Linked DNA regions of Homo sapiens: region 1 is linked to region 2. A link is an interaction called in ENCODE POLR2A ChIA-PET data of the cell type or tissue named here. Cell type or tissue: Panc1. All regions are shown on one strand. Links, peaks and the distances in the headings refer to the core of each region. The heading gives the core; the rest is flanking DNA. Region 1 has its middle 140 kb from the start of LINC03147. Region 2 holds the start of LOC124905000 (a long non-coding RNA gene).

Evidence for each region. Peaks named below come from ENCODE experiments on the same cell type or tissue, not always from the same donor. Only the 100,000 strongest peaks of a DNase experiment are listed, where the experiment ranks them.
Region 1: POLR2A ChIA-PET joins it to region 2 with 23 read pairs; 4 of 35 experiments call an interaction of 5 or more read pairs at or near these places.

The regions. Positions count from the first base shown.
Region 1 is chr21:18,019,045-18,034,751 of GRCh38, reverse strand. It overlaps a transcript of CHODL not described here. Among named protein-coding and RNA genes, the nearest start is that of LINC03147, 140 kb to the right of the region's middle. In Panc1, for the core only: no CTCF peak of the experiment used is centred there; no DNase peak of the experiment used is centred there.
Region 2 is chr21:17,922,127-17,937,833 of GRCh38, reverse strand. LOC124905000 (a long non-coding RNA gene) reads left to right here and starts at 6,626. Exons shown (of 2, transcript XR_007067824.1): 1 at 6,626-7,051; 2 at 8,363-8,745. It also overlaps a transcript of CHODL not described here. In Panc1, for the core only: a CTCF peak has its summit at 6,569 (motif pointing right); no DNase peak of the experiment used is centred there.

The DNA.
Region 1 (15,707 bases), core at 3,781-8,780, 99 kb before region 2:
TGGGGTTCAAGATTACCCAGACAATTTATATAGAAAGCTGTCTTCTAAATTCAGATTGCCTGCTGACCCAGTAGTCTATTGCATGCCCGCTGACAATTGTTGTTCTCACATTTACCCAATAGAAGAAAGAATCACAGGAGAATGGAGACCCTCCACGCTAATACAAATATATTCCACTTCTATTAGACCACCCAGGCCATGGCATTAACTCCATGACATGAAGAAAATGCAGGTACTGTATGCTTCTTTCCTTCCTATTGGCTCTTAATTTGTAGACTTTCCCCAGTAAATCCTATTCCATAAATCTTAGTCCATATTCTGTGGATTGTGGAAGACTTCCCAAGCCCTGCTGCCTGACAGGTGGTGGTGACCTGGAAGGGCTACACTTGCACCACACTTTGTCTTTTATATTCAAGATGACGACATCAATTACTATGTATTTCAGGTCACCTGGTGCACAGAGAAGAGAAACTCTTATGTTTTCTAACAGATTTCAAAGTGCCAAGGAGGCAAAGTTTGCATGACATAATGCAACAAATTTTGTTTCCTAACATTTCCATTATTACATATTATAGAAATCATCTTATAAGATGATTTCCTACACATGACTGAGAAGCATAGCCATTCCCAGAATAAAGCACAGTCATAATATGAACAAGAGAAACAGTGGGCAAGCTTGCCAAGTCATTGTTTGGATGGGCCACTCATAGGGTTCTCAATTCAATTTCATATACCTTAGAGTCAGTGGAAATTCCTTTCAGATTCTGAAATCACGCTGATACTCAAACTTATCTTAAGATGTTATAAGGTTTTTTCTTTTTTCTATTTTTAAAGTATTTTTGTGAGAATATAGTACAGACTATATCAGCCAAACTTAAGCTATGTTATTTTAAATGAGAGGTCTCTGAAGTCACATTGTGTGTGAGCGTCTTGATTCTCTTCCCTTATGTTGAGTTCTTTCCCAGGTATTTTAATGATCCCTCATGTAAATATGTTCTCAATGGTTCTGTCTCACTAGTTCTTCAGAAACATAGAGTTATACAGATCCAAGGCTATACCCTACTATACCCATAACATAACTTTGACAACTGAAAAAGGCCAATGGGCTGTTACTCCCACATTTCTGCTGCTGGGTGTAAACTATTAAGTTCCACTCATTCTCTAAGTGATAATGATTTGGTCCCTGCAGTCAGAGGTCACAGGACTGTCACCCAGTGGTATCTTACCATAAATAAATCCAAACATTGATATTAATTAAAGTTGCAATATTATTTTGTGGCAGGATGCTATGGGAGGAATCAGTTTCTGATACCACCTGAAGAGAATAATAAATAAATGGTTCTTTTTAAATATATGTCAGATAATGTCATACTTCTGCACAAAACCAGCCATTTCCCAATTCACTCAGAGACAGACTACAATGACCTATATGATCTCCTGCCTCTGTCCTTATCCCTACCTCACTCAGTGTACCAGCTGCTATGTTCACAGTGAAATGCAGGTCACCGCTTTTATTGTCTTTGCATTACCTATTCCTTAAATTTTGAACTTTCTTGTCCAAAATATTTTGTGTTGCATTTTCTCTGTTCCATCAGGTCTCCATTGGTATATCATCCTATCAGTTCAGCCTTCCCTAACCCCCAATATTAAGTATCATCCTCTGACCTCGTTTACTCCCGTTTTTGTTCTTTGCATAGCATTCATCAGAATTTAATATGTGATGCATACACATGCTTGTTTATACTTACTCTCTCCCTTCCATGATGTAAGCTTATGAGAACAAGAATTTGTTCCCTTTTGTTCACTGCTACGTTTTAAATACTAAAAAGGAAACTAACACAAAATAAGCACTCAATAGCTATTTTCAAGTGAATGAATGCCATGCAAATGTCATGCCGTCACCTTTAAGAGAACTGCTTTCCAGGTTCTATCAGCACCAGGTGAACAATAGAGTGAAACTACATGTCGATGGAATTCTGGGCCACAGTTTGGAGAGACAGTGCTAGCTTTTAAAAGTTCTGGTATCTTCTGTTCAGTGGGGAAAAAAAAGGAAATAAGAGAAAAATATTTTCAAGTAAGTAATTGCACACCAGATGTTAGGGTACATTGATTTGCTCCAGTAAGGGGATCACATTTGAAACAGAAGTTTCATTTCAGGTAACCACCTGTCATTTTCCTGAAGTCATCTATCTTCAGCACCAGTCATATTGGAGAGATAAATGAGAAAGGGGTAGGAATCAATTCCCCCGAATCTTTCAAATATTGTATTGTGGCACTAATCTCCAATGACTCCCTAGTGATTCAGCATTGTTTGGGTCAAAAATCTATTTTCTCCCCTTCAGAACTTTATTGTATGCATTCTGTATTTTCCTAACTTCTTAATGTTATTTTTAAAAATGTTTTTAAATGATACATAAAAATTGTATACATTTATGATATACATATTTTGAAACATGTATATATTGAATAACGGATAAATACAGCTAATTAAAATATGCATTATTTCATACACTTATCATTTTTCTGGTGTGAACACCTAAGATCTACTCTCCTAGCAATTTTCAAGTATTCAATTCATTGTTATTAACCACAGTTGCCATGTTGTACAATATATATCTTGACCTTATTTCTCCTCTCTAACTAAATGTTTTATCCTTTGCTAACATCTTCCCAAGTTCCCCCTACCTGGTTTGAGTTCTGTTTATCAGCTGACTCTCCATAAGCCCATACTATGACTGGTAATCTGCAGTAGCATTGTAAATTAGTGTCTATTCACAGGCAGTGCCAAAAAATCATATAAATGATACAACTGTGATGGCAAGTAGAAATAGAATAATTTGGAGAATCCTAGGATGAAGGTTCACAGCATATACTTGTTTTTTCTCAAAGGTAATTTGAACTCTCTTCATTCATAGATGCTGAGTCATTGGATCGATCCCTTTGGTAATTAGGAAAAAGGCTATGGATTCTCTAATAGTGTAATTTATTGGGCCTCAAGTAGAATCTTAGTGGACTCAACAGCTATTTTATCCCCCTCTACCTAATACAAAATGCAAGTAAGCCTGGCCTCTGCCTCTCCAGGATTCAACCATCCCCACTGCAACCAAGGAACCAGTTATACCTGTAGCATTTAATAGTATGCTGATCTACAGAGAACAATCTCCAAAGCCCCTTTCCAATGGCAAATGTAATGGCATTTTTCTCCCCCCCAAAAAAATCTATTTTTCATAATTTTGGCAAATAAAGTCTGTCCTGCCCCAGCTGGGTCATATTAGATAAAATTACCCCAATTTCTTAAGCCTTCTGAAATTCTTTAGCTTCTTCTTCTCTATTATTACCAAGGAATTTCTGACATCTCTTTTATTAAATATGGGCCACTGTTAAATATAGGTTCCAATCAGCTAACTAAGTAAACAATTAAAAGTATTTTCAGAGTGAAAATGAGGCAAGTTGCCCTAGTAAGGAATCTCCCACAGGTTAAAGACTTATGACATCTTTAGGCAAAGAGAGAACAACTTTTCCAGATAGGGGAAGTGGGTCTGCATTGGTTGCCATGAGAAGTTCAGTGGAGTTGGCAGTTTCAGCTTCACCAGGGGCTTCACATCTTCCTAGATATTGCCAGACCAATTCTGAGTTTCCGTTTTCATATAAGAGCCATTATGAACCAAAATTTTGACTGCATTCTAATTTAGTAACTAATTAGATCAAACTATTCATTTGGTTCTTGACTGACTCAGCCCTATGGCTTCAAACAGTTGTTGAATCTTTGGCAAAGTCATAAAACATCTATGCCTTGCTGAAAATCTAGAAACTTACCCTTGGTTATTCTCCTCTGATCTGCCCAATATTATTAGAAAAAGCCACCCTGCTACATGACTTTAAATTCCACATACCTCTACTATTTTTCTAAGGTAGCAAACACTGGATTTACCCAAATTTTGCCTTCAAAGGGTACTTTATTATAAATTGACCACAGATTAAAATTTTAAATAAGTGTTTTCTTATTGAATACAATAAATTTCAGGATTTTTTTCCAGAATCCTAAAGAGATTTCCACTGTCTTCAGTCCGATCCCATCCATTTCTATTCCTAGTAACAATTTCTGCATTCTTCATTGCAACCAACAGAAACCTAATCTAGTTTACTTAAACAGAAGAGAGATTTTCTGGAAGGACATTTAATTACTTATGTATTTCTATGTAACAGATTATCCAATGCTTAACAATGGAAAACGACGAGCAGTTATAGTATGTCACAGTTTCTGTGGTTAATGACATCAGTTTCTGTGGGTAATGGCTCAGCTGGGTGTTTCTGACAAAAGGTCTCTCACAAGACTCCTAGCAGGTCTAGCCAGCCTACTGGCTCAACTGAAGGAGGATCTGTTTCCAAGCTCACTCACATGAGTTAACAAACCTCAGGTCCATGCTGCTCGTTGTCCAGACATGGACTGGCAACCAGGTAGTTCCTTGCCATGCAGGTCTCTTTGTAAGGTCGTTTCCAAATTGTCATTTGGCTTTCCTTAGAGTAGGCAAGAGAATGCGTACACCGATGACAGAAGTCACAGTCTCTTTGTAGCCTAATCTCAAGAGTAACATCCCATCACTTTTGCCATATCCTATTAGTTAGAAGTTAGCCATTAGGTCCAGCCCACTCTCAAAGAGAGAAGATTACTCGAGGGCACAAGAATCAGTGGGGAGGGATCACTGGGGGCTATGTTAGAGCCTGCCTGCCACAGATCTCCAGTACCTTACATAATTGACAAGGGGGCTAGAGAAGCCTCTCAGAAAGCCCCAGGATCCAAGAGAGGATAAAAGCTAATAACACAGCCAGGTCATGTCCCAGAGATGATGTGGCTGCAATGCTATCACAGGACACTTCCTGTTGTTCTCACTAGCACTACTGCACGCCTGGACTTTACTCCATAGTTCCCACTAACTTGAAAATCTTTTAATTAATTATAAGATTCAGTGTCCTGGGCTTGAACATCCATTTGCTTGAGGCTCACTTACCTGAGCCCTAGCTGCTAGGGCATTGAGACAGGAATGCCTACCTCCTTTGTCTCTTTGTGGGAAGTGGAGCCTCCCTGAGATTCCCCCCAAAACAGGAAGGTTCCAGATTCTAGATGACTAGAAATAAACAATCAGATAGAGACTTAGCTAAATTTATAGATAGATAAAATATCCCTGATACATGTTAAATATATACAAAGTTTCCTAAATTGTTGCCTTTTTGCACATAAAAACAAGTAAAGATTACTATTTTGATCAAAGTTTCAAAATGTTTATGTTTTCATAACACATCTATCTTCAGTGAAACTCATTTCATTCTTCTGTTTCTAAAAAATTTAAAATATACACAAGGATTGTTTAATCTGGCTTCATAATATATTCAAACAATGTCAGACATGTGGCCAAAATGTCTGCCTGCAAGCAAGGTGTGATTCTAATGCCATAAATTAAAGTAGGAATTTGTACATCCCCCACATCAATATATATGTTTAACACATTGCCTAGAGTCTGACTGATTTATGAATTATTATCACTCATGCTATTTAAAGCTGAGATTCCTATAAATAGATCTATTGCTTTAGGAGAGATGATATTGGTTCATCCGCACCCAAGTGAAAGTGACTTCTCACCTCATTTTCTTTGATTAGAAAAAAATTAAAGAGGCCATAAGAACTCTAAGAAATTAAAGAAGGTGAGAAAGAGAAAGCATAATGGGTAACATGAGATGCTAAGCTCACTTCATAATTTTTCATGTGCAATTCTAAACCAGACCATGTTCAGGGAATAAAAAGAGACAATGAATTTATAAAATCTACTTTCATTTTTATCATTGAAAATAGGTATGCCAGCTATTATTTACCTTAACTGACAAAACATATATCTGTCTATGAACCAGGCTGGGCTAAATAAGTGACTTTGAAATCACTTATTCAACAATATTCAACAAATATTTGCTGGATGTATATTATGCAGTAGTAACTGTCCAGCCACTGGAGATAAAGTAGTTAACAAGACTAGTTCTTTTTTTTTTTTTTTTTTTTTTTTAGATGGAGTTTTGCTCTTGTTGCCCAGGCTGGAGTGCAGTGACAGGATCTTGGTTCATTGCAACCTCCGCCTCCCAGGTTCAACAGATTCTTCTGCCTCAGCCTCCCAAATAGCTGGGATTACAAGCACCTGCCACCACGCCCAGCTAATTTTTTGTATTTTTAGTAGAGATGGGGTTTCACCATGTTTGGTCAGGCTGGTCTTGAACTCCTGACCTCAGGTGATCTACCCACCTTGGCCTCCCAAAGTGCTGGGATTACAGGCGTGAGCCACCGTGCCCAACCAAAACAAGTCTAGTTCTTGATCTTATGAAACTTACCTGTAAAAATAGATAATAAGTTACACAGATAGAAGAAAGAAACAGAGAGGAAGGAAGGAAGGAAGGAAGGAAGGAAGGAAGGAAGGAAGGAAGGAAGGAAGGGGAAAAGGAAAAAGAAAAAGAAAAGGAAAAGGGGAAGGGGAAGGGGAGGGGAGGGGAGGGGAGGGGAGGAAGAGCTAAAGGAAATAATAAGGTGCTGTGATAAGGAATAACAGAGATAGCTAATTTACTTGTTCAAAAAAATTCCCAACAAAGAGATGACATTTAAATTCACACTGAAATATGAGGTTTCTTTCATTGTTGTATTTGTATTGATACTGTTTAAAGGAACTGTGTCTTAGTCAGTTTGAGCTCCTATAACAGTATGTCATGACCAGGTGGCTTAAACAATAGAAATTTATTTCTTACAGTTCTGGAGGCTAGAAGTTCAGAATCAACGTGCTGGCCCATCCAGTTTCTGGGGAGGGACCACCTCCTGGTCTACAGATGGGCATCTTCTTGTTGTATTCTCCTTTGGTAGAGAACAGAGAGAGGAAGCAAGCTCTCTTGTATTGCTTTATCAGGGCACTAAGCCCATTCATGAGGGCTCTCCTCTCATGATCTAATTACCTCCCAAAAGCCCCACCTCTTAGTACCACCACGTTATGCGTTAGAATTTCAACATATGAATTTGAGAAGGGATACAAGCATTCAGTCTATAGCAAACTGAAATCACTCTGGGGGTCACAGCAAGGTACAAAATTGAGAAGCAAGCTAAAAAGAACAGAGAAGTGCTTAATATTAAAAGGCATCGCACTTTACCTAAGTTCCTGTTTCCTAGCACTCATTTCAAGGTGAAATGCTCATTACCTACGTTAAATCTAACATACATGAATCATGCCAAAGTTTAAGTCATTCACATGTGATTCTTCTGTGTAACTACAGAGCAATATTATCATCATTAATAATTTGTATTTTGCTTTCCTTCAATGACTTCAAAATCTATAATTAGAAGAGAATTATTTAGATCCATACCTATTTAGTTTAATAATTGCTATTAAAAAACTAATGAAAGGACATGTTATTTCTGGAGAGTTTTTTTTATTTATTGTTACGATTGCTTTTTAGAGACAGGGTCTTACTCTGTCACAGAGGCTGGCGTACAGTGGCACCATCATGGCTCACTGCAGCCTCAAATTCCTGGCCTTAAGTGATCCTTCCACCTCAGCCTCCCAAGTAGCTAGAATGAGAGGCATGTGCCACCACACTCAGCTAATTTTTTTTTCATAGTAATAGGGGTCTCACTATGTTGTCCAGGCTGGTTTCAAACTCCTGGCTTTCAGCAATCGACCCACTTCTGCCTCCCAAAGCACTAGGATCACAGACATGAGCCACTGCGCCCAGCCTGGACAGATAAATTTAAAGGTATTACTTGCTTCTTTCTTAAATTATCTTTCTAAAAACAGAAGACGCAAATTTTATAAAACTTTAACTATCACATCCTTCAAAAATGAATTTTGAAATATGTCAAAAAAAAGTAAAGATTGTGTTTAACCTTTGTCTACAAACTTTCATGTGGAGTTGAAGTTAAGAATGTGCGCCCTCCACATTACAGTGCACATAGCATTCCAGAAACGACTTAGGATAATCAAATGGATTGCATGTGTATTAAACATCTTTTGATTCCTTTTAATCAGCTTTGCACAAAAGAACCAATTTTGGCATGTGAAGAAAGCAAAGGAGTGCATTTTCTGAATGTTAATGCATGTAATAGAGGGAAAGTCACATTTGTTATAACTCTCCCATAAAGTGGAGCTGTAATCTCACCATGCATCTGTTCCATATGCCATCAATTAGTTTGATGAAAACAGGCTAACAGTGCAGGAGTGATTAGCAGCAAAGATTAAATTCACTTCATTTTTAATTACAAATCTTTGTCCTTAAAGTGATCCAAGCTTGTCGAACCCCTACTGTTCTGTTTCTCCTCCACAGTTGATGTGCTTTTTATTCTTCATTTTGAAATTATTAATGCATTTTATTTGGTACTTATTTCTAATTACAGGCTTTACCCACAAATGTTACTGATATGCCTAAGCAGAACTAAGGCTGTTCAAATCTTACTAATTCAAGTTCAAATGATCTTTAGTAGCAAATGTGGCATCTGTTAGATGTAGAGAGCTCTGAGGTTGACGTATTTGTCACTCAACTTACTGGTTTTATCCATTGACCGATTCATTTATCTATTCATTCAGCAAATACTAATTTCATGTCTATTATGTCCCAGGAACTGATATAGGTGCTTAGTATATCAAAATAGACAAAAATCCTTTACCTCACCAAACCTATATTACAGTGGCTGGAAATAAACCAATTGTTAGGGGCTGAATCGTGTCACCCAAAATTTATATGTTGAAGTCCCAATCCCCAGTATGTCAGAATGTAACAGCATTTGAAGATAAGGTATTTAAAGAGGTATTTAAGTTACAATGAGGTCTGTAGGGTAGGCCCTAGTCCAATATGACTCGGGTCCTTATAAGAACAGGAAATTTGGACACAGACACACACACACTGAGACTGAGGAAAGACCGTGGAAGATGAAGGGAGAAGGCAGCCATATTCGAGTCAAAGAGTTAAAGCCTCAGAATCAAATCAACGTGCCTACACTTTGATCGCAGCCTTCTAGCTCCCCGATCTGTGAGAAACTAAATTTCTGTTGTTAAAGACATCCAGTCTGGGGGTATTTTGTTACGGCAGCCCTAGCAATCTAATATGCCAATTAACGCAACAAAAATAACTAAAAATAAAAAAATAAATTATGTCATATCTTGAAAATTAAGAATGCTATGAAATATGTATTGAAACCGAACGAAGAAGTAGAGGGACATAGATTTACTTCCATCTCTGAGAAAATTATTGTAAAATATGGATACCTGCCATTTCTATAAAAATAAGATGATAGCCAGAGGGGCTTTGGAAGAAAAAGAAATATTTTCATAAAGACTCTACCACATCAATTATTTTCCTCTATCATTCTATTTTTCTTAATAATCATAGAGCAAAATATGACAATGTATGCATATGTTTTATACCACTAACATTGTTTAATGTGTTTAATATATAAGGTTAAGCTAGCCAAGTGACCAGTAGTGACACAGACTGTCTGATATTTTAGCATTTTATTTGATAATTTTTTAGAAGAAACATAAATGTCTACTTTTAAATCTTTGGTTTTTTTAAATTTATTGCTAGGTGTTTTGAATCTAAAACTCAGTACTTCTGAACCTGATTAGCAGAATCAAGAACAACACAGCTCCTTAAAAACTGAGAATCACTTTTTTCTGTAACTATTGAAACATAAATTATTTTGTTCTTTTGGTTCTGGAAGGTATCACTTTGGTGTGCAGGCTAGGTCAAGCAGGTATAAGTCCCAAGATATAGTCACAGTTCTTGTGATTGCTCGACATTAATTAAGTAATGTAAATGCAAATAGTTCTGGCTTGTATTCTATTTAATAATATAAAATTCTCTGGGTCGATGAGTGGTGGGAGTGCAGAAGGTATATTTCTGATAAGAGAATGCAACTCCACCATCCTCTATGGATTAGCCAAATAAACTCCCATGGCATTACAGTTCTGCGTGGACTTTTCTAGGAGGATGATACTCAATACAACAGGACTTCTAAAGACTGGCGAAATGCTTCATGATATCATCAAAGAATGAGGTAAGGATTGATTCAGTGGATTTGGCCACTACTCTTTACCCTCCTTCCCACTATGTCAGGTACACCCTGCCAGTTCCAGAAAAGTGCCATCCATAGACTTCCCATCTTCAGAACTTCCTCTTTTCAGTCAGGCAGGAAAGCAAAGAAGCAAAATGCTCCCACTTGAGAACATCCTTGGATTTGCTCACGAATCAGGCAGAAATTTCATTATACCCATTTTTTATGTTTTCATATGTATATGATCCTAAATAAACCAGTTTAGAATTTTTATTTCATCTGAATTTCTAGGTCAAAGTTCAGGACTTGCGCCCTGCCCTACCTTTTCTCCATCACTGTTATGCCCACGGGTCTATCTATACCAGGATATAACATTCAAAATCAAAGAAAGAATAGGATACCAGTAGTGTATAGGCAAACAAGTGAGACCTCGTCTTTATTATCATGGTTAGAAGGATTTCCAAAATATATTCTAAACATTTAGGTTTTGAATCTCCTCGTTAGCAACTAAGTTAATTAAAAAAGAAATGGGGAGCATTTTTTTGTCCTTGCAGCAAAAAATTTTTAAAAAAGAAAAAGAAATGAGGAGTTTTAGTTGGAGATGCAGGAAATAAAAAACACTCATGTCAGAATCTCTGGCCAATAATTTCAACACAGTAAACAAATACATTGTAAAAACAGTGTAAGTCAACCAAAGTTATTCTCATAGGGGGACTGTCTCTTGCCTTCTCTTTTACCATAACTAATCACTAGTTTTGCATGCTTTGAGAATCAGATACTCTGTGCCGTTTCATCTCCTTTCCAAGAAGCGTTTATATTCCATAGCAATTCTTTCCAGGAAAGCCATATGTATACTGTTTTATTGATCCTCACATTTTCTGTATGAGAAAGAGAGGTGGAATGTAAAAATATTTACATTTTGTAGATCAAAAATATTAAGGTCATATACAGGGTAAAGGGTAAATACTGCTATAAAACCTGCCTATGACTTTCCTACCAATGTAATTGGTTAAGGGGAGAAAACAAATTAAAGCATTTGTGCCAAAGATAATCCAGGGGACAAACTCAGAACAGTATGAGGCACCGTGCCTGCCCCAGCCAGGCTCCTCTTTACCAACAAGAGTGGACCCAGATGCACAGCCAACAACTCCACACATTTGACACTCAGTTGCCCTTCATTCCTGATTGGGTTCGCGACATCCTTTTTGTTACCCAAGCTCAGCACTGGTCCCTGGCCCACGCTTTTCCCACCCCTGCCTGCTACCATCTCTGCAGGGTGGCCTCATCCTGTATGACTACCAGCTGGAACTGGCTCCCGTAAATAACATCCCTCTCAGTCTGGCTCATACCACAACCAACTGGCCACCCAGTTTTTCACAGCAGCTAAGCCCCCACACCACCTCCCCTTGAGAGCAGCTCCAGCTGGGGAATCTCTTTGTAGTGAGCCAGTCCCCACCCCCTTATCCCCAGCTAGTGTCAGCCAGTTGCTACAGCTAAGCAATCAGACCCACCTGTATCCTGACATAGGCCAAACCCAAGGACACTAGTGAAGTAGGTGGGTTATCTCTCCTTTAAGTGTTCTTAGACAGACACTCCAGTGCTGGCCATGACCCATTCTTGCTCTCATATAACTATGAGATCATTCCTATGAAATCTTTCATTAGGCATTTAGGCAACAGCCGTTACCAGCTTAACATGTGCCTGCCTTTCTCCTTCCCAAAACTTGCCCTTTCATGCTTATCTCTTAAGAGGAGTGGAGAAAGCATTAAAGTTGGAATCAAGAGATTGGGTTCCAAAGGAACTTGAGCAAGTAACCTCTAAGTGTCTCTGTTTATTGTGAAGACTAAACAAGATAATGCTCATTGGAGTTTAGAACAATACACAACATCTAGGAGTTTCTCTGTATGAGTTAACTGCATGTTGAATTGAGTTTAGAAAAGCATTCCCATGACAAAAGAATAAAGGAATAAGAGTGAAATAATGGGCATGAAGGATTTCTTGGAAAAGTCAACCAATCTAACTACTCAAAAGTAACTAGACACTTGTGGCTGGGGGAATGGAAAATTAGACTCCCTAATGCCTATTTTTCTCCTTAAAACCTTCCTATTGATTAATTTCGAGATACCCAAATCTCAAAGAGGAAATGTAGCAGACCAAAAAAATAGCCCCTCAAAGATATTTACATCAAATGCCTGGAGCCTGTGAATGTTATCTTATTTGAAAACTTGTCCCATTTGCAGATGTAATTAAATCAAGAATCTCAAGATGAAATCATTCTGGATTATCCAAGTGTGTCCTATATCCAAAGAAAAATATTCTTATATGAGAAAGACAAGAAAATATGAGACAGAAGAGGAGGCAATGTGGCCATGGAGGCAGATACTGGAGTGATGCAACCACAGGCCAAGGAAAGCCTGTAGCTAGCAGAAGCCGAAAGATTCAAGGGAGGAAATCTTTCCCGGACCCTTTGAAGAAAGCACAACCCAGCTGACACCATGATTTTAGATTCTAGCCTGTAAAAATGTGAGTGAATAAGTGTCTGCTGTTTAACACCCTCAAGTTTGTGATGATTTGTTACAGCAGTCCCAGGAAAATAATACAGTGATCCTGAGAGAAGCAAGCTCTCTGGTATCACTTCTTATAATAGCACTAATTTCCTGGGGCATTGGTGGCGGGGGCTTCACCCTCATGACCTCCCCTAAACCTAATTGCCTCCCAAAGGCCTCACCTCTAAGTAACATCATGTTAGGAGTTACCTTTTCAACATATGAATTTAAGGTGGAGAGGACACAAATATTCAGATAATAACACTCTTGCAGTGATGTTTTAGGAACACAAATTCCTTTGTGGGGAATGACTTGGGTTCTCTTTTCCTCCAATATCATACATTCTCCTACCCTTTTTCCACTCATGAAGGGCTGTTTTTATGTTCTCCACTATGAGGTGGTAGGAAAAACACAGACTTACTATACAACATCTAAACATTTTTAATTATCACTGTGGTTATTAATACTGTCACTCTGAAATCTACATATTTACTCACTCAGCTAAGCTATATAAAATATATATTAAGATACTTTTAGTTGATATCGCTGATGATCAAAGTGAAGAAATATGTAGATGATTTATTAACATACAATCCAGAATCTGAAGTCCTTTGAGCTAAGGTGAACTAGTCTACTTCACTCCAGTGGGGAAAGAAGAACAAGCCCCATGTTACCTTTTCTCAGTCTGGAAGGAAACTGTTTGCTGGACAAGGTAGACTAGAGTTGGAATCAGAAAATACATAATCAGGAGTATGGGGGCAGTAAAGCTCAAATTACGATGCATATGTCTGGGTTACTGAAACCAGGATGAGAGCTCTCTTGATTGTCACTTAGCCTCAAGAATTACACACGCTTATTTTCCCTTTACTACCCTGGCTGCTGCTTCTTGGTCTCATTTACTGGAACTTCCTCCTGTGGCTGACTTCTACATTTCAGAGTATCTCTGGGTTCAGAACTCTTCCCTAAGTAGTCAGACCTAACCAATGTCATCCAAGGCCATGGTATTAACAGGCTCTTTTATGCTGACAACTTCCAAATATATATCTCTAGCCAATCACTTAATATTCAACTAGGGGTCTATAGTGGAGAAGTCAGTATTTCAAAACGGACAGATCCAAACAGTTCTCTATAATTCTCCATCCTAATGCAAAAAGAAAGAGAAAGCAAGCTCTCTGGTGTCTCATCATATAAATATAGAGAGAAGGGGGTCTTGCTATCTTGCCAGGCTGGTCTTGAACTCTTGGACTCAAGTGATCCTCCCATCTCAGCCTCCCAAAATGCTGGGATTACAGGTATGTGCCACCATGCCCAGCCATCTTATCTTATAAAGACATGATTCTTTCAGATCAGGGCCTTACCCTTATGACCTTATTTAAACATTAATTATTTCCTTAGAGGCCCCATCTCCAAATATAGCTAGGGGTTAGGACCTCAACATCTATATTTTGTAGAGACCCAAACATTCAGTCTATAACAAATGCAGTAAAATGAGGCAACTGAAACTGAAGAGGAAACCAGTGTTTTCTATGCGAAGAAGAACTGAAGGGTTTAAAGAATAAAAGGTGTAAATTTATTTTGAGAGATTAAATTGTTTTCATCTCTCAAAATTAGGCCAAAAGAAAAAGGAGGAATTCAGCCTTACCACATATTACTTGGTGTAAATGATGGATAGCAATTAAATATAGTGGTTCAAATAGACTATGCTTAATATATGAAGGTACCACTGCAATTTGAAATGACTTCAAAACAAATAATTTGACATGTGCTTGCAGCTTTCAGTCATTTTACAGGTATCTTTTTACCTCCTCAATTTCCTTGACTTAGACTACAATTTTTCATATTAATTTAATTAAACTGATGCAGATTGATGCCCTAGATGGCCAGCAACCCACAGTTTTCTCTTAAATTCTCTGTGAAACTTCAAATGAGTAATTGTCTGAGCCAACTAAACAATTTCAAAACTGGTTCTTCGGGGAAAATAGAAAATTTGGGCAAAACCAAAAAGTACCTTTGAAGTCCATTTGCTTCATATCATGTAATTCTTTGTAATTATTCACTATCATCCTTCCCTTAAAAGGATCATTCAATGCCATCTATTTCCATATGACCTGCCAGTCCTTCCAGTAGAGAAAGAGAAGAGTCCCTGGACTCACGGAGTTTGGGCTTAGCCATGTGACATGTTTTGGTCAATAGAATGTGGGTAAATGTGACACACACCGTATCCAAGCAGAAGCTTTTAGAGTCTTATGAGCTTCTCCCTGCTCTATTGCTTTTCTTCTGATCAAGAATGGGTAGGTCCACATACGGGCTGATTCCTCAGTGTGATATGGCAGGAGACATATGGAGGACAGGCTACAGCTGCCCCATACATGTAATGTGCGTAAGAGATGAACTCTTGTTTGTAAGTCAGAGATTGTTTGTTACTAGAGAAAAATTAGTTAATACATCACTAAAATTATTTTTTAAAAAACAAAGATATTTTAAAGATGTAAAAGGAAATTTTAAAGTTTTTTTTAAATTTGTGGATATATAGTAGTTATATATAATTATGAGGTACATGAGATATTTTGATACAGGCATACAATGTATAATAATCACATCAGGGTAAATGGAGGTACTCATCATCTTAAGCATTTATCCTTTCTTTGTATTACAAACAACTGAATTATACTCTTAATTATTTTAAAATGTACAAATAAATTATTTTTAATATTATCTCTCTATTGTGCTATCAAATATTAGATCTTATTCATTCTATCTATGTTTTCAAATCCATTAACCATCCTCACTTCCTCCCCACTATCCTTAAAAGACAGATTTAAAATTTTTGTAATATTAACTTTGCATTCTCTATATAGGTCTTTCCATAGCACACAATACTAATTTCAAGTAACATCCAAGAATACCTGCTTTTATTCTTGTTTTGAACATTAGCTAGAAAGAAATAGCTTAAAATAATAGTGATAATAACTAGCATTTTTGATATCTTAATATGTAGCAAGCATGGTTAAGAACTTGAGCACAGATTATATCATTCTCACAAAAACTCTACAAATAATCATTTTTATCTTTATTGTTTACATAAGATTACT
Region 2 (15,707 bases), core at 6,039-11,038:
CTGACAGATGAATTAAATGAGATGACAAAATTTTATTAAAAACTATAGATAACTTTTTCACCAATAAAAGTTATTTGAAAAAGCCTATCAAAGTGAAAAAAATGAGAAGGTAGAAAAATTATCCAAAAATTAATATCATAGTTTATAAAGAGCCAAGTGTAAAAAAGAAATCTAGGCTCCAGTGGTTAAAGAGATGAATTTCAAGCTAGTGTGAAGATCATCAGAACCACAGGAATATAAAATGTATCTGTGAAAAGACACTGTATTTTTATGAAGAAACAATGAGAACAGATTAAAGAGAACTATAAGTATGACCTGTGCAAATAACCTAATCTGTAAGAATCACAAACCTGGATCACCCTCAACGTGAGCTTTCTCTGCCTGTTCACTGTGAGCTTGATCTGCCTGTTCCCAGGACACTGAACACTACTGAGAGAAGACAGAGGATTATTCAGAATTGGAGCATTATGAATTCATACAGTCTAACTTCAAACGGGCCCTCTGTGTTTGGCAATCCTGTAATCACAACCAGGTATTCTCCTCTCTGTGGCAATTTCAAAACTTCTCTTTTCTCTGCTCTCACCTGCCCCTCTCCTTCTGTCCCACTTAGCAGATAACTTCACTGACTTTAGTGGAAAACTGATGCTCTGGGATCATCAAGATCTTGAACTTTACCAGTGTCTGATTTCATCTCAGTGCATATCCATTTCTACATTTATCCTCTTCCTCCTAATTTTTTTTTTTTTTTTTTTGAGATGGAGTCTCACCCTGTCACCCAGGCTGGAGTGCAATGGCACAATCTCAGGATCTCGGCTCACTGCAACCTCTGCCTCCAGGGTTCAAGTGATTCTCCTGCCTCAGCCTCCTGAGTAGCTGGGATTACAGAAGCCCACCACCACGCCCAGCTAATTTTTGTATTTTTAGTAGAGAAAGAGATTCACCATGTTGGCCAGGCTGGTCTCAAACTCCTGACCTCATGATCTGCCCGCCTCAGCCTCCCACGTTGCCGAGATTAAAGGCGTGAGCCACCACGCCCGGCCCTTCCTTCTAAAATTTTAATAGATATTTACTCTCCTTTCTCCAAAGATTACCCCTCCGTGTATGTTCTCAGTCACATCCCTTCCTAATTTCTGTGGACCTTAGAACTCATATTTTACCACTTATGTCCACGGCATCTTTCCTGCACTGCTGGATTCCTATATGTTTTTATTATTTTAAGTATGCAAATGTATAGCCAAACTTTAAAACAAAACATAATGAAACAACAGCTTTCCATTGGATCTGTTTCACATTCTAAGTACTATGAAATTTCTCTAAACTACCACATTTTCCAAATGGACTCTTTCTGATGATTCTTTTTTTTTTTTTTAACATCATCTTATACTATCTTTAATTTCATAAAAAGGATTTAAGGGTCTCTCTCCCACCTATTAAAAATCTACCTTCCACACTTGTTTCCACCCTTGCTTCCTCATTTTGATGATTTATTTTCTCAAACCAAAATCATTAAGGTTATGTCACAGTTTCTTCTAAATCTTTGTACCTCGTAACCCATCAGTCACCAAGGTCTTTCAAGCCTTCCTTCCCAATGACTTTTAGATTTTGCTCCTGTCCTTCATTGCCTGAATCCTTAGCCCTTTATGCCTGGGATACTGAAATTGCCTGCCAACCAGTGTTATAAGGTAGAAAATGCTACATTAATAAGTTCCACAAAAATCTTCCTGGCTAACAATAAGAAAGTTCTATTTCTACGATATGATAATGAGTTGTCAGAAGACTCTGCTTCATGTTTCTTCACCCTGCAATTCAAGCTGATAAAGCAGCCCCTGTCTAAAAAATTGCCAGGCTCACAGAAAGGGGAAAAGAAAGCATGGCAAACTGCAATTCAGAGCTTAACACCTTGCTTAGATGTGGCACTCATCACTTTTTATTGCTTTCAAATAGTGTATGCACTCCTGTCTTCGTGCTCTTCTCTCTATCCCTTACATCACCTCAATCAGCACCCATCACTTCTTCAAAACCTACACACTCTTCAACATCCTCAGAAGATACAATCTTTCTCTGCATATATTCCAAATCTCTCTCCAATCCTTTCTTTCCTAATTATTCTCCATGCTACACTCTTTAGAGATTTAATATATCAGGATACACTGCTGGTATAGATATTTCTACTTTGTGCATCAATTATGTCATCTATATATCTAATTTATCCAACTATATTGAATGTATTTTGTTAAAAAAGATAATTCTTGACATTTGTCACTTAAATTATTCATTTTTATTTCAAAACAATCCCAAATGTCTCTGCCATGAAACAATGTACAATTTGTCTAAACGCACACCAGAAGAGAGTCATCCCCTAATCAGAGTGTGCTTGTGAGCTGTGGAAAAGAAATACGGAGTAATGGAAGGTATATGTGGTTAAGACTGTGGGTTCTCAAGCTAGAATACCTGGATTCAAATTCATGGCTCTACCACTTACCAACTGAGTGGCCACTAGCAGTTACTTAACCATTTTTTCCTACATTACCTATTATTTATAAAATGACAATGATTATGATAATCTGTGTATATCATATAGCTATTTTAATGAATAAATAAGTATATAAATGAAAAGTCCTTATAACAGTACCTGCCATATATGAAACCCTCAAGAAATACTAGGTGGTGGTGTGGGTGTTGCCAGGTCCAAAATCTAACAATTTGGACAGTCCAGTCTCTCAATAGAGCTTTATTGTTTTCAACTCTCCTGGCTGCCAGGAATAAAGTATATGAGGAAATTAATATTCTCTCATGATATTTGCAAATACTAGAATTTAAAAAGGTGCCAGGAAATATTCCTAAAATATCCCTAGTACTTATTATATTTTTGTTCCCCTTAGCACTGCGGGCTGCCCAGGAATCCTTCAAGAAGTTCAATAAATAGGTGTCTATTGGCCTAACTTCTCAGTCCCAAAATAGAAATAACACCTGCAGTATTCATATCACAACATTATTTTGAACATACAAATTTTAATTTGTTTCAGAAAACAAAATCAAACAAAACATATGCACATAAATTTGTCTATTTATAATAAAAAATAAGATATTTAGGATGATGGGAGGAAGCAAATTTTTAAATATTATAGACATTTTGCCATTTAACATTATAAAAGGAAGAGGTGGGATGAAAAACGTTATAATAAAAACTTAAAGGGACCAAAAAATATGCAACTATTGTTTTGCAGTTGGAAAAGCAAAAATAATACACTTTAAGACACAGAGAGAAAACAAAATCAAATTATAACAATGGCTTGAATAACAATGGAGGAAAGAAGGAAGAAAGAACCCTGACTGAGGATAAGCCCAAGCTTAAAACATTTATGAAAACACTCTATACTAATAGGGAGAGAGAGAGAGAGAGTGAAAGACAGACAAAATGTGAACTGAGTATTAAAAAGCTCTCCATTGTCATTTACCAAATTGTGTTAAGTGGTGAAATACCCCAAATTCTAGAGCTTTCGGATGTTATTTTTTCTATTCTCAGCACTTTGTGATATATTTTCTTTCATGTGTTCTACTTTATTTTACTGTTTTTTGAGAATGTGTTTTTTTTTTTTATTTTTATAGATTCAGGGGGTACATGTGCAGGTTTGCTACATGGATATATTGCATAGTGGTGGGGTTTGGGCTTCTGATGTACCCATTACCTAATCAGTGAACATTGTATCCAATAGGTAATTTTTCGACCCTCACTCTCTCTCTCAACTTTTGGAGTCTCCAGTGACTACTATTTCTTTTTTTTTTTTTCTTTTTTGAGACAAAGTTTCACTCTTGTTACTTAGACTGGAGTGCAGTGACTCGATCTCGGCTCACTGCAACCTCTGCCTCCCCAGTTCAAGTGATTCTCGTCTCAGCCTCCCGAGTAGCTGGGACTACAGGTGCATGCCACCATGCCCAGCTAATTTTTGTATTTTTAGTAGAGATGGGATTTCACCATGTTGGCCAGGATGGTCTCAATCTCTTGACCTCATGATGCACCCACCTTGGCCTCCCAAAGTGCTGGGGTTACAGGTGTGAGCCACCACGCCCGGCCTACTATTTCTTTCTGTATGTTCTTGTGGGCCTGTTGTTTAGCTCCCACTTATAAGTGAGAACATGTAGTATTTGTGGGGAAAAGAAAGAGAGATCGGATTGTTACTGTGTCTGTGTAGAAAGAAGTAGACATAGGAGTCTCCATTTTGTTCTGTACTAAGAAAAATTCTTCTGCCTTGAGATGCTGTTAATCTATGACCTTACCCCAACCCCGTGCTCTCTGAAACATGTGCTGTGTCAACTCAGGGTTAAATGGATTAAGGGCTATGCAAGATGTGCTTTGTTAAACAGATGCTTGAAGTCAGCATGCTCTTTAAGAGTCATCACCACTCCCTAATCTCAAGTACCCAGGGACTCAAACACTGCGGAAGGCCGCAGGGACCTCTGCCTAGGAAAGCCAGGTATTGTCCAAGGTTTCTCCCCATATGATAGTCTGAAATATGGCCTTGTGGGAAGGGAAAGACCTGACCGTCCCCCAGCCCGACACCCATAAATGGTCTGTGCTGAGGAGGATTAGTATAAGAGGAAGGAACACCTCTTTGCAGTTGAAACAAGAGGAAGGCATCTGTCTCCTGCCCGTCCCTGGGCAATGGAATGTCTCAGTGTAAAACCCGATTGTATGTTCCATCTACTGAGATAGGGGAAAACCACCTTAGGGCTGGAGGTGGGACAGGCGGGCAGCAATACTGCTCTTTAAGGCATTGAGATGTTTATGTGTATGCATATCTAAAGCACAGCACTTAATTCTTTACCTTGTCTATGATGCAGAGACCTTCCCTCACGTGTTTATCTGCTGACCTTCTCTCCACTATTATCCTATGACCCTGCCACATCCCCCTCTCCGAGAAACACCCAAGAATGATCAATAAATACTAAGGGAACTCAAGAGGCCAGCGGGATCCTCCGTATGCTGAACGCTGGTCCCCTGGGCCCCCTTATTTCTTTCTCCATACTTTGTCTCTGTGTCTTTTTCTTTTCCAAGTCTCTCATTCCACCTAATGAGAAACACCCACAGGTGTGGAGGGGCAACGCACCCCTTCAGTATTTGATTTTCCATTGCAGTTTTTCACTTAGAATAATGGCCTCCAAATCCATCCATGCTGCTGCAAAGACATGATTTTATTCTTTCTTATGAGTGAGTGGCATTTCACGGGAGTATATATACCACGTTTTCTTTATCCAATCATTCATTGATGGACACTTAGGCTGATTTCACGACTTTGCTATTGTGAATAGTGTCACAATAAACATACAAGTGCAGGTGTCTTTTTGATAAAATGATTTATTTTCCTTTGGGTAGATACTCAACAGTGGGATTGCTGGGTCAAATGGTAGATCCTACTTTCAGTTCTTTGAGAAATACCCATCCTGTCTTCCACAGAGGTTGTACTAATTTACATTCCCACAAACAGTGTATAAGTGTTCCCTTTTCTCTTCATCCTCACAAACATCTGCTGTTTTTCAGTTTTTTAATAATGGCCATTCTGACTGATGTGAGATGGTATCTCACTATGGTTTTAGTTTGCACTTTTCTGATGATCAGTAATGTTGAGCCTTTTTTTCATATCTTTGTTGGTCACTTGTATTCTTTTGAGCAGTGTCTATTTGTATCCCTTACCCACTTTTTAATATGGTTGTTTGTCATTGTTGTTGTTGTAGAGTTGCTTGAGTTCCTTGTAGATTCTGGATATTAGTTGTTTGTCAGATGCATAGTCTGCAAATATTTTCTCCCACTCTGTAGGCTGTCTGCTTACTCCACTGATTACTTCTTTTGCTGGCAGATGCTTTTTAGTTTAATTAAGTCCCATTTGTCTATTTTTGTTCTTGTTGCATTTACTTTTGAGTTCTTAGTCATAAATGTTTTGCCTAGGCCAATATTCTGAACAGTTTTCCCCATGTTTTCTTCGAGGATTTTCATAGTTTCATGTCTTATATTTAAGTCTTTAACTCACATTGAGTTAATTTTTGTATATGGTGAGAGATAGAGGCCCAGTTTCATTCATGCCTGTATTTTGTAATTCCTTCAGTGAATTTTTCATTTCCAGAAGTTCTGCCTGTCTTTTTTTAAGATATCTATTTCTTCTTTCATATGCTACATTGTTTTCCTGATTTTGTTTCATTGGTTTTCAACTTTCTCTTGGACCTCATTGAGCTTCCTTATAATCCATATTTTTAATTATTTATCTGTAATTTCAGAATTTTCATTCTGGTTAGAATCCATTGCTAGCAAGCTAGTACGATCCTTTGGGGATGTCTCAACACTGCTTCTTCATGGTGCCAGAGTTCTTATACTGGTTTCTTCTCATCTGGAGAAGCTGTCACTTCTTGTTTTTTATTTACTTTCATTTAGATGGGATTATTTTCCCCATGACAGTGTGACTATAGTATAAGTTGAGTAGCGTCCTTTAGCTTTTATTCTTTAGCCTTGTGTACTTCTTGTTAGCATGTTTTGTATCGGGCTTTGCAGTTCAACCTCCAGACCAGTAGGTGGTGCTTATGGGAAAAAGCTGTCTGTCACAGAAGCAGATGGGTATTTGCTTGATCTCGGTTTATTGGGAGGAACAGAAACACCAAGCTCACCCATGAATACTTCAATGAGGAGCACAGGCACCAGCTCTGACGGGAGTGACTGAGGGAGCTCCTGGTGAAATGTGCCAAGGTTGCTGCAGTTGGAGAGGGGGCTCCACCAGCTCCACATCCTGGGCAGACAGGAACACAGTCTCTTTCTGTATCACACCCTTGTGCCAGGGCTGATGACTCTCAGTTCAGGCAGACACTGTCATCTAACGCCAGGCCACAATGTCACCGAAAGCCAGGGAAAACACCTGTCCCGTGATTCTTCACTGGAATGGCTTCAGCATGGAATCTCTTCCCTCAGCTCAATACAGACAACTTTGTGGCTCTCCTGTTCTCCAGTGTAGGAACACTGCTGCTTCATAGAGAGAGGGGGAATGGTTCTGCCTTACAGTACATGCAGGTGGGAGTCCTCTGTGGTGGTGTCAGGTGATTGGATTAGTTCAACCTCAGACCCCAGAGGGAATGAACAGGTGCCATCACTGGGCTAGGCAATCCCCTAATCCTCAGGTTCCTAAATGGCTCTCTGGACAATGTGCATGAGTCCTGGAGGGACTAAACCAGGACCGGACCAGCAAACATGTCTTCAAATTCCCACAGTTCAGGTATTGGCTGTGATAGGAAGGGGTGGGCTGGCCCCCAGGCTGCTGGCAGAATGCTTTGGAAAGGGCAGGCAGACCACTCAGGCAGCTGCGGAATATTCCATCAGCATGAGCAGTGGAGGCAGGCAGCTACAAGGTGCATGGCCCACTCATACCTCCCTCTGGCATAAACAGTGGTGGATCTGGTCATTGTGGCACATGCAGGTGCTGGTCTCCCTGTTCCCTCCCTACAACTGCTGCTAATAAGATGAAAGCAGGAGCCCCAGGGCAGAATGCAGGCCTCTGAGGGCTAGGCTTTCAAAAGGGTGCTAGGCAACAGCAAAATGCACAGGCAGGGGTAGCCCTGCTCAGTGAGAGCAGTGAAAGCTAACAGCTGTGGGGCCTTTGGCCCACTCACACCTTCCTCCCACAGAAACAGTGGTGGTATCCACCACTGAGGTGTGCAAAGGTGTCCTGTCTTCCCACTCCCTCCTTGGCCTGGCAGTGGTGGTGGCAGTTGCAGCAACAGCAGCAGGATCCCCAGGGCAGACTGCAGGCCTCTGGGGGCTGGGCTCTCAGAAGGGTGCCAGGCCACAGCCAAAATGCTCAGGCAGAAGCAAGGTGGCTGTACTGTGAGCCTAGGGAAGGCAGGTCCCCCTTAGCGGGAACAGTGAAAGCAAGGGTGCTCAATGTGCTTGCTCCTCTACCCTGCAGCAGCAGCAGCCGTGATACACATCTTTGGGGTGTGCAAAAGTACTTGGCCTCCCCACTCCCTCCCCACTCCCTCCTGGCACTGCAACAGCAGCTGGTACCAGGCTGCAGCGTTTCAGGAATGAAAAGCCTGTGGAATTCCATGTGGGCCGAAGCAGTGCCTCTGCGCAATCTCCGGGCAAGTTCCCTGTGTTAGACTGGAGGCCCCGGGGGGTTCAGGGAGCTCTCCCATCGCTAGGATTGTGAAAATCCACACTGGGAGTGGGGCCCCAGGGGTTGCTCACTCAGCCCTTCCCCATGTCAGGGAGCTACTCCTGGCTCCATACCAATCCCAGCTCAGCAGGCTGCATGGCTTCACCTTTCTTTGCTTTCCATAATTCCCATCACTTCTCTGATGAATTCCGTTGTGCTCTCTCTTTTAGATGATCTATTCAAAGTGTGAATATTTACTATTTTGATTCATCTCCATGGAAGAGGAACCCACTAGCTGCTTCTAGTCAGCCATCTTGAACCAGAAGCCCTTATTTTACTTTTATTTGTACTTTTTCTTTCAAAAAACTTTTTAAATATGTCATTAAAATGGTAAATTTGCAAGTTTAAGTGAAATCTAGTTTAGAATTGATGAATTGTTAGTGATGATATTCACATCATGAAAGTACTCAATAGCAACTAGCCAAAGACATTACTTTGAGGCATGAAAATATCCTGTGTCTGTTTCTGCAATATATGTTTATTTCAGGATAAAAAAAGAAATTGTTTCTATAATGGATTTTCACATGGAACAAGTAAAATGTTCTTGACTGAATATGTTGGCTGTCTTTTCTTCCAACAAACCATTAGTTTACCAGTGTTGACATTAGAAACAGCTCCTTACTAAAAAATAAAAATGTACCACCAATGGATCTCAGCTCTTAAGTGGATTTCTAGTGACTATGATACTTGCATGAAGTTCAGGGATTGGAATCTATCACTAATACTATCCTAGAATAAAAATTGAAATACAGATTTATTATTTCTAAGCCTAAATTATTAAAATGTTATTGTATACGTTTGAAAATATAATTCAGCTCAATAAGTACAGTATTCACAGTTAAGAAGTAAACTGGTCCCACCATCCTCTAATCACCCCAAACATTTCTCCCCTTCCAATTATTCTACAGACTTGGTTTCCACAGCAGGGGAAGTAAGGAGGTTAATTATCTGGAAACATGGCTATCCTTTCATTGTTCTCCTACTCAATAATGTTATAGAATTCATCTTTTTTTTTAGATTCAATTCTAAAAACCTAATCACTTTTCCAACTTTGGCCCCCACTGTTACCCAATTTGCAGTTATTTTCTAATCTGTTTTCTAAAACGTACCATGCTCAGCACTTCTTACATCTTTATACAGCTGTTATTCCTAGGACACCCCGCTTTGTCTCTGTATCCAAACTCTACCTGTACTTTAGGAGTCACCTCAAGGTCCTTTTTCTTTGGGTAGCCTTCCCCCAGCATCTCTACCTCTTATTGACTTTCCCTTTTCAGAACCCTTTTAATCCCGGGACATGGCACTTACTCATTTGCATTAATGATCTATACTGTACCTTCTTTAGTGATGTTTTCATGTGTGCTAGTCTTGGAACTCCAGGGAGACTATAAATTCATTGAAGACAAGAGTATAGTTTATTCTTTTTATACTGTGCAGTAAATGTCAAAACAAAACTAGCATAGGGATTTGCAAAGAATAAGTGCTTGATAAATATTAATTCTTACAAGATCTTTAAATATTTGAAAGATGAGAACAACCCTTAAATTCGAACTTTAAATTTGTTTATGATGGCCACCATGCCATTGAACCTGTTTTGAACCCTAGTGAACCTATTCAATATAATGGAACAAAGAATCATCAAATGCTTCCAGCTGAATATACCTGTACCCTTTCCAGTAACAATATAAATTTTTCTCCATCAAAGTTAGTTAACCTCACAAAAAGGAAGAGGATTTTTATTCTGTGTGTTGCGTAGGTGGAAGAGCAGCTACATCTTTCATTTATCATTTGAGGTCTTTATTCATTTAACAACTATTTATTGGAAGCCTACTATATATAAAAGATAAACCTACTATGGACCAAATGCTCCAACTCTATGGTCCATCAGAATATTCTATCAGCATGAGCAGTGGAGGCAGGCAGCTATAAGGTGAATGGCCCACTCGTACCTCCCTCTGGCAGAAACAGTGGTGGATTTGGTCATTGTGGCACATGTAGGTGCTGGTCTCCCTGTTCCCACCCTACAGCTGCTGCTATTAAAATGAAAGCAGGAGCCCCAGGGCAGGATGCAGGCCTCTGAGGATCCATTATAGTCCATTCCTTTATGCCTTGAAAATCTTCCAGCCTTCTCCTGTCCTCTATTAAATGCAAATATACCACAGAAAAGAAATGTTTTGAACCACTATTAGGCAACAACTGTCAGGACCATATGACCACCTTCTAAATATAAGAACAGCACGTAGCAAGCCAGGAACAGAGAGGATATCAAAGACAATGTTATAAGCGCTAAAGACAAACCTCATCTATAATCTGCCTAGGAAATGCCCAAATTCCATTCTATACGTGTGGGCAGGGGTATATTCAACTCCCTCTCATTTCCCTATTTTTCTGGAGCCAATATTCAAGTTTTCTTCAACTCTGGGATATATATATATACACACACACATACATACATATACATATATATACATATATACATATATACATATATATACATATATACATATATACATATATATACATATATACATATATACATACACACAGATATACATACATACACACAGATATACATATACATACATATACACATATATGCATACATATACATATATGCATACACATATGTGTGTATGTCTGTGTGTGTGTGCGTGTGTGTGTGTGTGTCTGTGTATTTAAAAGGTCTTTCTACCTAGGATAGATTATAGAAAGGCAATTTCCAAAATGGCCCAGATTGCCCACTAATGCACTCTTTATCCTAAACTTCCCAGTGACTTATGTTCCAGAGTATTCTTTTTATAATATTTGCCTTTAGAAAGTCTTAATCCTGATTCCCAACTGTATTCAAGTACGATCACTTTAGTAACTTGGTGATATGGTTTGGCTGTGTCCCCACCCAAAATCTCATCTTGAATTGTAATCCCTATAATCCACGTGTCAAGGGCGGGACCAGGTGGAGGTAAATGAATCGTGGGGGCGGTTTCTGTCATGTTGTTCTCGTGACAGTGAGTGAGTATCACAAGATCTGATAGTTTTATCACCATCTGGCATTTCCCCTGCTTGCATCTCTCCATGCTGAGGCCCTGTGAAGAAGGTGTTTGCTTCTCCTTTGCCTTCTGCCATGATTATAAGTTTCCTGAGGCCTCCCCAGCAATGAGGAACTGTGAGTTAATTAAACTTCTTTCCTTTATAAACTATCCAATCTCAGGTATTTCTTCATAGAAGTATGAGAATGGACTAATACACTTCAGGAAAAAAAAAAAAAAAACCCACCTTATTTATTTGTTACCCTCAGTAGCTTACTTAATCATTTGTCCTTGTGTAAACAATGTGTGTTGAGACCCTAGGCAAGTATAATTCTGTTGTCTAACCTAAAACAAAGAATTAAATTTTTTTTTCATTTCATAAAGGAAAAGCTAAACTTTTGTAAAATGGCAATACAAATATCAACACATGTTATGTTTAATTAGTTGGACTAATATGAAAGCTGTCTGTGTATCAGCTTTTTAAGATTTTCATCCTGATCTTTGAGAACTGAGCAGTGCGGTTTTGCTGCCCTCTTGAGGAAAGACAAGAATCATTACACCTACTAATTTAGAGTTTTTATGTTCTCATTATGCTTATTGGAACTAATTAAATTACTATTAATTAAACCACAAATTAAAATAAGTTTTGAAATACTAATTGTCTATTAAACATCTCAAATTATATCCTCATGAGTAAACAAAGAAAAAGAATAAACATCTCAAAGAAACTTATAATCACTACATTACTAAACTTTGAAAATAACCAATAAAAGATATTGGGTCCACTATTTGACCTTTCTGGACAACCAACATGGAATAGTCATTTACTCAAAGGAACTCAGAAAGTGTGTGGCTCACTTATAGTCCTGGATTGCCTGTATAAAATGTAATGAATAAAATAACAAAAATAGGAATCATCCAAATCTATTATAAATAAATTTATCCTTTTACTCGCAGGCGAATTTAAAATTTGTGGATGTTAACATACTAAGTTCCTATAATTTAAATCTCCCAATTCATGACAATGAAAAAGCAAACTCCATAAGGAGTAGCTCCTTGTTTATTTATTCAACAAGCATTTATTCAAAGCCTTCTATGTACTCTTTATGAATAATGCCAAAGGTCAGTTGAGAAATCAATGAGTTATTTAATTCTTTCCTATTTGCCCTCTGACACTTCAAATGTGTGGCCAAATTTACACTCAGCATGAAAGTCAGCTATCAGGAAACTGGCCCAGGTGCATACATCTTCACCCATTCTCCACCTGAGCAATCAAACCATTAATATGTATTAAGAGCTCTCTGCCTGCACAGTTCTAAAATTTTAAACCTGTGAAAACTGAGAGTCAACTTTCATGTTATGGACTGGTCACAATTTTGGATATGCACACTGTAGCATGGTACTAGAGTGACCACTAGAGGTCGCATCAGGTGGAATTTACAGAGGCTGCTCATACGCAGATTGGATTCTCCTCAGGGGTGTGTCCTTTCCTTTCTTCCACCCCACACGGCCACTAGTGCCCCCTCCCTTGAGCTTGGCTGCCCAGATTGCTCACTAATGCACTCTTTAACCTAAACTTCCAGTGACTTATGTTCCAGACTATTCTTTTTATAATATTTGCCTTTAGAATGTCTTAATCCTGATTCCCAACTGTATTAACTAATTCAGACCACAGGCTTAATGAGTGATCATTGATTGGTGTCTTTGTCTTCTTATGTAGCATTTTTTTAACAGAGCCAGATAAGGACAAGCTCTGTGGTAATATAACAGAATGATTAGCAGTGCACCTATTTGGTTTTACAAGGTGGATATGATGACAATGTACAAAAAAGAAAAACTTATTTCTGTAGACTTATTAATTTCTACCCTGAATGCAATATCAAGCATGTATTATTGATTTTTATGTTATGTTCAGCTAAAAAGTCCTTCAGTCTAGAGATTTCAGATAATAAAAAGTCCAGGTCAGAACAGTCCCGACTAATTGTATAATGACAATCTCATTTCAAGTTAAAACTTCTCTTCTCTCCCAGCTTCAGACTTGGAAGCCTGCAATGGGCAAATAGGATGAAGCTGGCTTCCTTTCTCTTCCTTGTTCACCTCCTCTCCTGCTAGGTCAGGCCCAGGGAAGAGGAGTTGGCAGGAAAGTGCACAGCTGCTCCATGGTGACACAGTTGTGATCTCACATCATTTCTCTCCGGTCTCCAAGGCTGATTCTCCAATAAAGGGTTTTTGGAGACAGCCCTCGGACACCTTTGCACTAGAGTGCACCAACTGCCTCTCCTCCCACAGGCTACTTACTGCTCCCTCCTGCTGGCCCTTGGGCTTCTGGCTGCCCATTTCTCTCCTCAAGTCCCTTCACCATCAGCTATACTCCAGCGGAGGATGCTGACCAGCTCTCTTTTCTGCATTCACACAGCTTTCACAGGAAATGCTACTTTTATTCTCCCCCTTGTGTACATGCCTTTGCTCCCTGTTTAGCACTTTGTATGGTGCTACCGGGCAGAGGCACCTCCAGCCACAGCCTCTCACCTTTAGCTTCCTCAGGCATGAGCCAAATATCAGACACTCTATCCCTCAAACTCCAAGAGACCCTCACGTTCCTCAACATCCTTCTCTTCCAAAGAAAGGGAGAGGGGAAGAACAGCATGTCAACAACACTCTCCAAAGAATTCCTGACTCTCAGCTTCTTTGACTTCAACCTGTTTCAAAACTCAAGTAAGTGATTGTTTAAAGCTATCTTTGTGTTGCCATCTTTCTAGTTCCACATGAGTAGTTTGGCACCTTTTCTAAATTATAGGGCTACTTAAGAACAAGTATTTTGTTCCTGGCCTTTGGGACTTGTATAAAACTGAAGAACTGGCCAGGCACAGTGGCTCAGGCCTGTAATCCCAGTACTTTGGGAGGCTGAGGTGGGCGAATCACGAGGTCAGGAGTTTGAGACCAGCCTGACCAACATGGTGAAACCCCGTCTCTACTAAAAATACAAAAAATTAGCTGGACATAGTGGCGGGCACCTGTAGTCCCAGCTACTCCAGAGGCTGAGGCAGGAGAATTGCTTGAACCCAGGAGGCGGAGGTTGCAGTGAGCCGAGATTGTGACCCCACACTCCAGCCTGGGCAACAATGCGAGACTTCGTCTCAAAAAAAAAAAAAAAAACTGAAGAATTAGGGAAAATGTTATATAAAATGTCCTCTGAGATCTTGTGGGAAAGTTGTTAACATCTTTTTACTTTTTTTAATTTATTTTACAAATCTGTAAAATTGAGCCCATGCTTACACCTACCTCATAGGGCAGTTGTCAGCATTTATGGTGATAATGCAGACTTTGGCAGGAAAAAAAAAAAGAGGCAGAAAAAGACAAAGTCTGCTGTAAATAATGGAAAAGCTTGTGAAAGGAAAATAAATCTTGAGGCCCCCAAATCACTAAGCTAAAGGGAAAAGTCAAGCTGGGACTACTTAGGGCAAACCTGCCTCCCATTCTATTCAAAGCCAACCCCCACCCCTGCTCACTGAGATAAATGCATATCTCATTGCCTTCTTTGGAGGGGCTAATCAGAAACTCAAAAGAATGTAACCATTTGTTTCTTATCTACCTATGAGCTGGAAGTCCCCTCCCTGCTTGAAGTTGTCCCACCTTTGCTTCCAATTGTCCCACTTTTCCAGAAGGAACCAATGTTCATCTTTCATATGTTGACTGATGTCTCCCGTCTCCCTAAAATGAATAAAAGCAAGCTGTGCTCTGACCACCTTGGGCACGTGTCTTCAGGACTCCTGAGGCTGTCACGGCTGCATGTCCTCAAACTTGGCAAAATAAACTCTCTAAATTAACTGAGACCTGTCTCAGATATTCAGAGTTCGCAACCTTTAGGAGCTACATCTCAGTGCATTCAGTAAAAGAATAAACTTAAAGCTAAGACCTCATAAGGAATGTCACCCCACATTCCTGAAATCTAATGTAAAACATTGCTGTTGTTATTGTGTTTAATTTCCACATAAATAGCAGTAATACTATCACACTACATGGGCAATTAAATAACCCTTTATTTAATTAAAGTACTTCATAGATAAGTGTGCTAACAACCTTATCAGAGCTACCACTGATGAGTTCCAAACCAGATTTATCAACCCATCTTGAGTGTCTCCTCTGATTCTTCAGCCTCATCTATTTTGTGGGCCATTGGCTGCTTTCTCTGTAGTAATTGCAGCCACAGCAAGTCATACTAGGCTGTCCAGACATCCAGAATCTCTGGGCCTCGCTCCACCTCTAAAGCAGTGGAACAATGTTGTAAATTTTCTCTGGAATGACCTTTAGCCAACAGGAGACAGGAGACATGAGTGAGCTCACAGATAAATTTCCCCCACAATTTTCCATCTGTTGGGTTGTTCTGAGGTACAGTGTTTTTTTTTTTTTAGAGCCATAAGCAGTGGCCCACTTGGTATATCACCTTGAATTTGCTTCTTAGACTTCTCTGTCTCACTTCTTCTTTTCTTCA